Linked DNA regions of Homo sapiens: region 1 is linked to region 2. Evidence: chromatin contacts called from ENCODE Hi-C or POLR2A ChIA-PET data. All regions are on one chromosome and are shown on one strand. The core of a region is the stretch at or near the end of the contact, and the rest is flanking DNA. Distances in the headings are between cores, read along the strand shown. Region 1 overlaps NCK1 (NCK adaptor protein 1). Region 2 has its middle 32 kb from the start of SLC35G2.

Region 1 (3,952 bases), core at 75-2,574, 130 kb after region 2:
CCCAACACAAATTCACAAACGTTCTTAAAACATGATGAGATTTTTTGGTGATTATTTTAAGCTCATCAGCTATCGTTAGTTTAGTGTATTTTATGTGTGGCCCAAGACAATTCTTCCATTGTGGCCCAGGAAAGCCAAAAGATTGGACACTCCTGCCTTAGATACTGAGGGCCAACTGTATTCATTCATGTAACCTTTCTTGGCCTCATTGTCTTGATAAAGTGATATATATTCAGTGTTTTCACTAATGACCGTGTAACCATGTGAGTATTGTTCATTACTGGCTCACCTCCTATGATTAAATTTATTTTCTTGTTTAACTTAGTTTTTCTTGAAATTTATAAAGTTCTCATTAAATAAATGATGGTTCGTCCGTACAATGGACTACTCAGCACTAAAAAGGAGTGAACTACTGATTTACACAACACAAATGAAACAAATGCATTATGTTAACTGGAAAAGCCAGACTCAGCGTCTGCATAAAACATTCTGGAAAAGGCAAAACTACATAGGGACAGAAAATAGATCAATAGTTGTCACAAATTAATGGTTGGGGATGGGTTTGAATACAAAGCATAAAGCAATTTTTTTTTTTCTTGAGGGGGAGTGATAGAACTGTTCTTATTTTCTTATTTAGATTGTGGCAGTGATTACATAACTCTTAAATGTTTGTCAAATTTTATTCACAACAAACAGTGAAAATCTTACTGTATGTAAAATAAACAGCAAAAAAATATATGGCCCTATTTTTATCCATCTATTATGTATCATTCCTCAATATATATTGACAGTTTTGTAGATCTTACAAATACTGACAATGTAATTGAATTTCATGTAGCCTCTGGAATCTCTAGTGAAAAGGGAAATTAACATCCTAGTATTATGAAAATAGTTTTGGCTCCGTAGACCCCTTAAGAGATCCACTTTAGTAACCCTTTCTTAGAGAACTGCTAATGTAAATACATGAATAATGCTAGACAAAACACCTGAAAACATGTTCTTTCCCAAACTACTTTTATAAATTCTATAGGTATAGCTATATATTAATGACACAAAGTTTGTCAAATCATTTAATCAGTCATATTGTGTATAATTTGTAAACTGAGGAAGGGTACTGTTGGCTGTGTATATAGGTCATGATAAATATGACCTTTTTTGGCAAGTCAGTAGTTATACCCTAAGGAAAATGTAAGGAACCAGCTAGCAATAAAATAAAATTCTAAAGGGAAATCTCTTGTTCAGTTTTAGATTCTGTTGTACTTTAACACATAACTTGACAATTTCCTGCTTCTGATAAGAATCAGCTAAGTAACAATACCCAAGTGACTAAGTCCGGAAGTTTGGTTGGGGTACAGATCTCACAGTAAACAATGAAGGGGGAGAAAGTCCCCAATTAACTAACTTGGATATGCTGTAAGTAATGCAAAAAGACAAGGCAATTCATAAGATGATTTTATTCTCTTCAGCTTTTTAAACCCTAGTATCTCATCAAGTAATTTTAATTGGTAAATACTCTTACTAATGAAACAACTAATGAAACAGATCCCACCACTGGGAAAACAAAAAATTACAGGCTAGTCAGAAATAAAGGCTACTTAAAAATTAAGTTTTTCTTCTTTTTTTTTAAAAAATAGTGTAGGTCAAATAAAATTCCATCTAATTCTGTCCACTTTTGGAAATATCACTTTGAAATCATCCCCAATATGAGAAGGCACAAAATAATGACAAAGGCAAAAGTGCTGTGCATAGCACAATTCATTCACTTATTCACTCAACAAATGTTTATTGAGTAGTTAGTGGAGACTAGGAGACAGAGCAAAGGAATGAGAATAAAGAAAGATAAGCAAAAAGTTTGCTCTTAAAAAAACCTCAACTATAATTCTGTTTCTTTGACAAACTTATAAATATCTTAGGTATATAAGACATTACTGTCTATATGATTATTTTGTTAGGCATTACAGAATATTACTTATTACCCCTCTGAACTATAATAAACTGATCCAAGATCAGTATCATCATCCTATAATCTGAAGATTATTACATTTTATCTAAAGAAAGAAGCCATTATGTGACTACAAACGTAAGAGCAATAATCTTGCTAAATTATGAGCAATTAGATATAAACCACCAATTATGAAAACGTGTAACATAATGAATTTATTGTCATAATTAACACAGCAAACATGTAAGTACATTAATTGATCTAAGTCTTATATACTATATGGGAATTAAACATAAATGGCCTTATAGTTGATTGTAATCATATTTTTAAATTTCTAAAAAATTGTGGTAAAAACAAATGTTATGAACTGAATTTTGTCCCTTCAAAAATTCACACATTGAAGTCCTAACCCCCAGTAGTTCATAATGTGACTATATTTGGATATAGTGTCTTTAAAGAGGTAACTGAGGTAAAATGAGGTCGTTAAGATGGACCTTAATCCCTTATGACTCCTCTTCCTGGTTCACCTGGCTAGAAATATTGGCATTAAGTACATTCACATTGTTGTACAACCATCTATTTCCAGAATAATCTTCATCTTGCAAAACTTAAACTCTGTACCCATTAAACAGTAACTCCCCTGTATATAGATAGCCAAACTACCAGTCATGTATGAGAGAACAAAATCACTTTCAGATATGCATTCTAAAAAATTTAATTCCAATATATTTTTAACTCAGGAAACAACTAGAGGACGTGCTCCAGCAAAATGAAGGGTAAAGCAAGAAAAAGTAAGACATAGGATCTAGGAAGCGGAGGAACTGTGGGCAGTAGTTCCAATATTGGTTTCATTTTCTAAACTTTTGCTGTGGTATTTGCATCTTTGCTTTATGCAGGGATGTGTGGGGCTTGAGTGGTGTTTATATTGTACTTCATTTCTTAGTGCCTTTGTGATGCTTCTTTGGATATTCTATGCATGTCCAATTTGGGAGAGCCCAGTACTTGTGTTGGTCCATAACTAGAATTATAGATGTCGAAGATAAACTGGACACTAGTTAAAATGGTAAGGACAGATTTTATTCAGTAACTATTGCAGTAGGGAAGAGTGTCCAGTGTGAACTCAACTCACTTTTGCCAAAACAAAAGGGGAAGAGACTTTTTTAAAGGTTGAGTATGCTAAGGGAAAGACACTGCTAAGGGAAAGAAAGATGGTTTTTTTGTTTTGTTTTGAGACGGAGTCTGTCTCTGTCACCAGGCTGGAGTGCAGTGGCGTGATCTCAGCTCACTGCAGTCTCCGCCTCCCAGACTCAAGCAATTCCCCTGCCTCAGTCTCCTGAGTAGCTGGGACTACAGGCACGCACCACCACGCCCAGCTAATTTTATTGTATTTTAGTAGAGACGGGGTTTCACCATGTTGGCCAGGATGGTCTTAGTTTCCTGACCTCGTGATCTGCCTGCCTCGGCCTCCCAAAGTGCTGGGATTACAGGCGTGAGCCACCGCGCCCGGCCACTGAGTGGTTTTTAAGGGCAATAGGTGGTCCATGTGAGTAGGCCATCTGGGTTTGTTATTGGCATTTATCTGGAAGAGAAACAAACTTATTATTTATGACAGGAGGTGGTGGTACAAATTAGGCCCACCAATGTTTGGCCCTTACCCTCTCGCCAGGGACTGGGAACAAAAGTGAAAGTTATCTTTTTGATTGTTTGCATTCCAAAGAGGTAGTTCTCAGGTCCTTGGGAAGATAGTTCTTGATGGTAGAAGATTTAAGTCACAAAGGGACAGAGAAAGGATTTATAATTTCAAGCTTTCTAAGGTAACTGCTCTAAATGGGGGTTCAGGTGACCATCTGCCTATCACCAGGTTTTGGCTGGAACAAACGGTAAATTCTGGCCATGTGGAGCCTTTTCAGGTAAGGAACTTGATGGAGTTGGAGTCATTATTCTAGGATATGGGGAAAAGATATGAACAAGCACTTTACACAGAAAAACAAATGTAAATGTCCCTTAAAT
Region 2 (4,347 bases), core at 1,103-3,602:
TAAGAGCATTCCCTGCCTTTCTTACATCTGAATCCTTGCCTCAGGCTCTGCTTCTAGGGAACTTCATCCAAGACACATTTCTGAACCAGTCATTGAAGGAGTGGCTAAGTGTTTCTTAGGGACAAACCAGGTAATATGCCCATCTACACCTCATAAACCTGAATTACTGAATGTTTCATGGAGGACTTTGGTTTGTTTAGTACTATAACCCCAATATTCAAAATAATTCATTTACTTGTATTACGAAAATAAATCAAGGAAAGAATGGACTGAGTGTGTGTGTGTTTGAATCCTTGAAATGGAAGAAATATAGTGCCAACAAGGGACCTGAGTGAGTGCAGCCCAGCCTGAATTTACGACGTGCAGCCAAAACGGCTGCTCTCAGCTTGCATGTATGTGGCCAAGAGGCAGAGCTGATAGGTCAGCACAGAAGCTGGCCCTCATCCTGTCATCCTGTCTCAATTTCTTTTTTCTTTTTTTCTTTTTCTTTTTTGAGATGGAGTCTCATTCTGTTACCCAGGCTGAAGTGTAGTGGCATGATCTTGGCTCACTGCAACCTCAACCTCCATCTAAGGCAGTGATTCTCCTGCCTTAGCCTCCCTAGTTAGTAGCTGGGATTACAGGTGCCCGCCACCATGCCAAGCAAATTTTTGTATTTTTAGTGGAGATGGGGTTTCACCATGTTGGCCAGGTTGGTCTCAAACTTCTGACCTCAAGTGATCTGCCTGCCTGTGCTTCCCAATGTGCTGGGATTACAGTCATGATAAACTTATTTTATTTTATTTATTTATTTTTGTGTGTGTGTGTGACAGAGTTTTACTCTGTTGCCCAGGCTGGAGAGCAGTGGCACGATCTTGGCTCACTGCAACCTCTGCCTCCCAGGTTCAAGCAATTCTCTTGTCTCAGCCTCCTGAATAACTGGGACTACAGACGCATGCCACCACACCTGGCTAATTTTTGTAGTTTTTTAGATACAAAAAAAGAGATGGGATTTCACTGTGTTGGCCAGACTGGTCTCGAATGCCTGACCTCAAGTGATCTGCCTGCCTCAGCCTCCCGAAGTGCTGGGAATTACAGGAGTGAGCCACTGCGCCCTGCCCGATTTTGTTTTGAATGGAACATGTGATCACTCTGATATTCAAAGGAGTAGTAGCAGAGAGCACAGGACTTGGTGCCCTCCAAAGCCTATGGGAGTCTTGAAGGATATTCCAAATGTGGAAAAAAAATATTTTTTTCCCAAGAAAATTTGTGCGTGTGAAAGAGTGTGTGTGTGTGTGTGTGTGTGTGTGTGTGTGTGTGTATGACTGTTACCAGAAGAAAGGGGATTGAATGTAGGAATGTGGAATGATAACTATGCACTACAACGATAAACAAGCGGAACTGAACTTAAAAACCAAAGCTTTCACTCTGCCAAAGACCAAATTTTTGTTAATGACCATACATGCCAAGCATTTGTGATTCTAAGCACTGCTTTCACTTTAGGATTAAAAAAATATCCTAGGAAGTGTGTTTGTTGCTTATTTGTTATCTGGTGAGTAATGGAATTACTTCAAGTAGATAATGAAAATCCGCTTTTTATTTAATATAAGAATTGCAGAGAGCAGAAACTAAAATCCTGTAAACAATTTCTTGCTGAGTCATTCACCCTTGCTCAAGACAAGCTTTCACTTTGCACTGAATTTTAATGTGATGTTTCTTCATCTTCCCCCACCTTCTGTACCATAGTCAGCTAGTCAGTAATTTCTCTTTGACCAGAGTGATACTGTCCTCCCAGAATGGTCAGGCAGACAGCTGAGACATTTCTAGGGATCTCCATACTTTTTCACTTCCAAGGATCCATTCATGATCTTTCTCCCAAGGATCCATGGGTGTAAGACCTCATTGCAACACAAACTATGCGTCTGGAAAATAATTAATTTGTGTCCTCAAAATTTATTAATTGTAGTAACCATGCTGGTATAATTCTAGCACAAACTAAAGCAGTTTTTTAGTTACTTTTAAAAGCACTCTCATGAGTTAAAGCGGGATTTCTATCAAGCTTTCTGAAATAATGAAAATGTTGGAAGTCATTAAATAACTTTATTCCAGGGAGATATATGTTTGCAAAGATAATTCTGGTTTGGGTAGGAGAAAAGCCAAGTCAGGGAGATCTGCCAGAAGACTGTTTTGGTAGTCCAAAGAGAGAGAGATTTGTTAATAAAGAGAAGCATGAGAAATGCCCTTTGGAGTAAAATTGACTACCTCAGAGTGTCTAGCTTCACTGTGCTAAATAAGGCAGGACCTGCTGTGCAGAGACCAAAACTAACAAGTCTCTCAGAACCACTGTACTCAGCATCTCCCCTGAACAGTCTGTGTAGCTGTCACCAGGTGGCACGTGGTAGGAATCTGGGTCATGCTGTGTAACCTTCCTGGTTAGGCCACGAAGAAGTGAGAGAAGTGCAGTCCATATGATTTGGTCCATAAATACAAAACTTCTCCTTGATATGAATTAACCAACTACTAACAGGGCCAAATGATAACATTCATGAGCTTTGGGCAGTTTTGAATCTGTGGGCCCTTCCCTCCATAATAAATATTAAAAATTATATTTTATAACTGCATTGGTATAAAGATGAATATAATCCATGCTGGTTTCTTTTTTTTTATTGTGGTAAAATATACATAACATTTCCCATTTTAACCATTTTTAACCATACAGTTCAGTGGCTTTAAGTACACTGGATTCTTTTTATATGTTTATTATTATTTATTTATTTTTATTTATTCTGATTTTAAAAGAAATTAAAATTAAAACATTCTGCAGGCCCTTAAAAGTATCTCGGTCCCTAGATACTGTGCTAGCTGTACCTAATGGATGAGTTGGCCATGACTATTAGATGGCAAAAAAAGGGCAAGAAAGAGCAAATTTGAAATGTACTCAAACTCATTTTACAGTTCACACACACAAAATGACATTCCAACTTGCTTTTCCTTTCTGCAGGGAGACATTAATCCTAGGAAGCAGTGTGTTTACTGGATGGAACACAGGACTATGGCACACTGAGATCAAGCATTATTTTTGTCCCATACTAGGTATGTATCATACTCAGCACAATGTGGAGCTCAGACAGGCCCATGCGAGGAGCCCAAGGGGGTCAGTGCCAGCAGACTCAGAAACAGCACCAGCTCCAGGCTAAGAGGTTGGGGCAGAGACTCCAGATGAAGGCCAGGACAGCTCCCAGGGGTCCAATAGGAATAATCCAAAGTTCAGTAGGGGACATATGTACCAATCATAGCCACAAACTAGAGAATGGAAACAAATAAACAAAGGAGGGAACTGAGGCAAGAAGACCAAATGCCAGTCAGGCCCGCTTGAGCCTCTTTTATTTTAAATGTTTTGAGGAGACAGAGTCTTGCTATATTGCCTAGGCTGGTCTTGAACTCCTGGCCTCAAGTGATCCTCCCACCTCGGTCTCCCAAAGTGTTGGGATTACAGGCATGAGCCACCATGCCTGGCCTGAGTATCCTTATTCTTTTTTTTTCTTTGAGATGAAGTCTCACTTTTGTTGCCCAGGCTAGAGTGCGATGGCGTGATCTCTGCTCACTGCAATCTCAGCCTCCTGGGTTCAAGCGATTCTCCTGCCTCAGCCTTCTGAGTAGCTGGGATTACAGGCACCTGCCACCATGCCCAGTTAATTTTTGTATTTTTAGTAGAGACGGAGTTTCACCATGTTGGCCAGGTTGGTCTCAAACTCCTGACCTCGGCCATCTGCCTGCCTCGGCCTCCCAGAGGGCTGGGATTACAGGCATGAGCCACCGTAAGCTGAGTCTCCTTGTTCTTACTGCAAGTGCTACTGTTGCCTGGAACTGTGTGCCCTTGGGCATTTCTTCTCTCCAAGCCTCCGATTGCCTATCTATGCAATTAGAAATTGGACTAATGACCCCTCAGATCCTATAAACCTTTTTGCCTGTTTCCAGCTTCTTAGTAGCCTCACCCTTTTTCCTGTTCTAGTACTAGATGATTGAAATTCAGAGATTAATGCTCAAGTTTTAGAGTAGAGGTTGCAAATTTATAGCTGCAAGGCCAAATCCAACCACAGGAGAACTTTGTTTGGCTTGCTCAACATCTTAAAATTTTGTCACGCCTGTGATCCCAGCACTTTGGGAGGCCAAGGCGGGCACATCACAAGGTCAGGAGATCGAGACCATCCTGGCTAACACGGTGACACCCCATCTCTAATAAAAATACAAAAAAAAAAAAAATTAGCTGGGTGTGGTGGCATGCGTCTGTAGTCCCAGCTACTCGGGAGCTGAGGCAGGAGAATCGCTTGAACCTGGGAGGCGGAGGTTGCAGTGAGCCGAGATTGC

The links. Hi-C counts contacts between places; a loop is a spot of excess contacts on that map. ChIA-PET counts read pairs that join two places held with the same protein, here RNA polymerase II (POLR2A). Pooled maps may share reads with other maps.
Region 1: a loop to region 2 is called in a pooled map, with 4 times the contacts of the local background. The contact joins two enhancer-like sites. A Hi-C loop is called at or near these places in 3 of 50 pooled maps. POLR2A ChIA-PET finds 5 or more read pairs at or near these places in 4 of 52 experiments (A673, HCT116, Panc1 and 1 more).

What each region holds. Positions count from the first base shown.
Region 1 is chr3:136,918,632-136,922,583 of GRCh38, forward strand. All of the region lies in intron 1 of NCK1 (NCK adaptor protein 1), which reads left to right. Among named protein-coding and RNA genes, the nearest start is that of IL20RB, 37 kb to the right of the region's middle. Within about 2 kb of position 1,325, at least 5 of the 41 ENCODE cell types and tissues checked have a DNase peak (open chromatin) inside an H3K27ac peak, as active enhancers do; they include A673, where a contact is called at or near this core.
Region 2 is chr3:136,785,284-136,789,630 of GRCh38, forward strand. No RefSeq gene overlaps it. Among named protein-coding and RNA genes, the nearest start is that of SLC35G2, 32 kb to the right of the region's middle. Within about 2 kb of position 2,353, at least 11 of the 41 ENCODE cell types and tissues checked have a DNase peak (open chromatin) inside an H3K27ac peak, as active enhancers do; they include A673, where a contact is called at or near this core.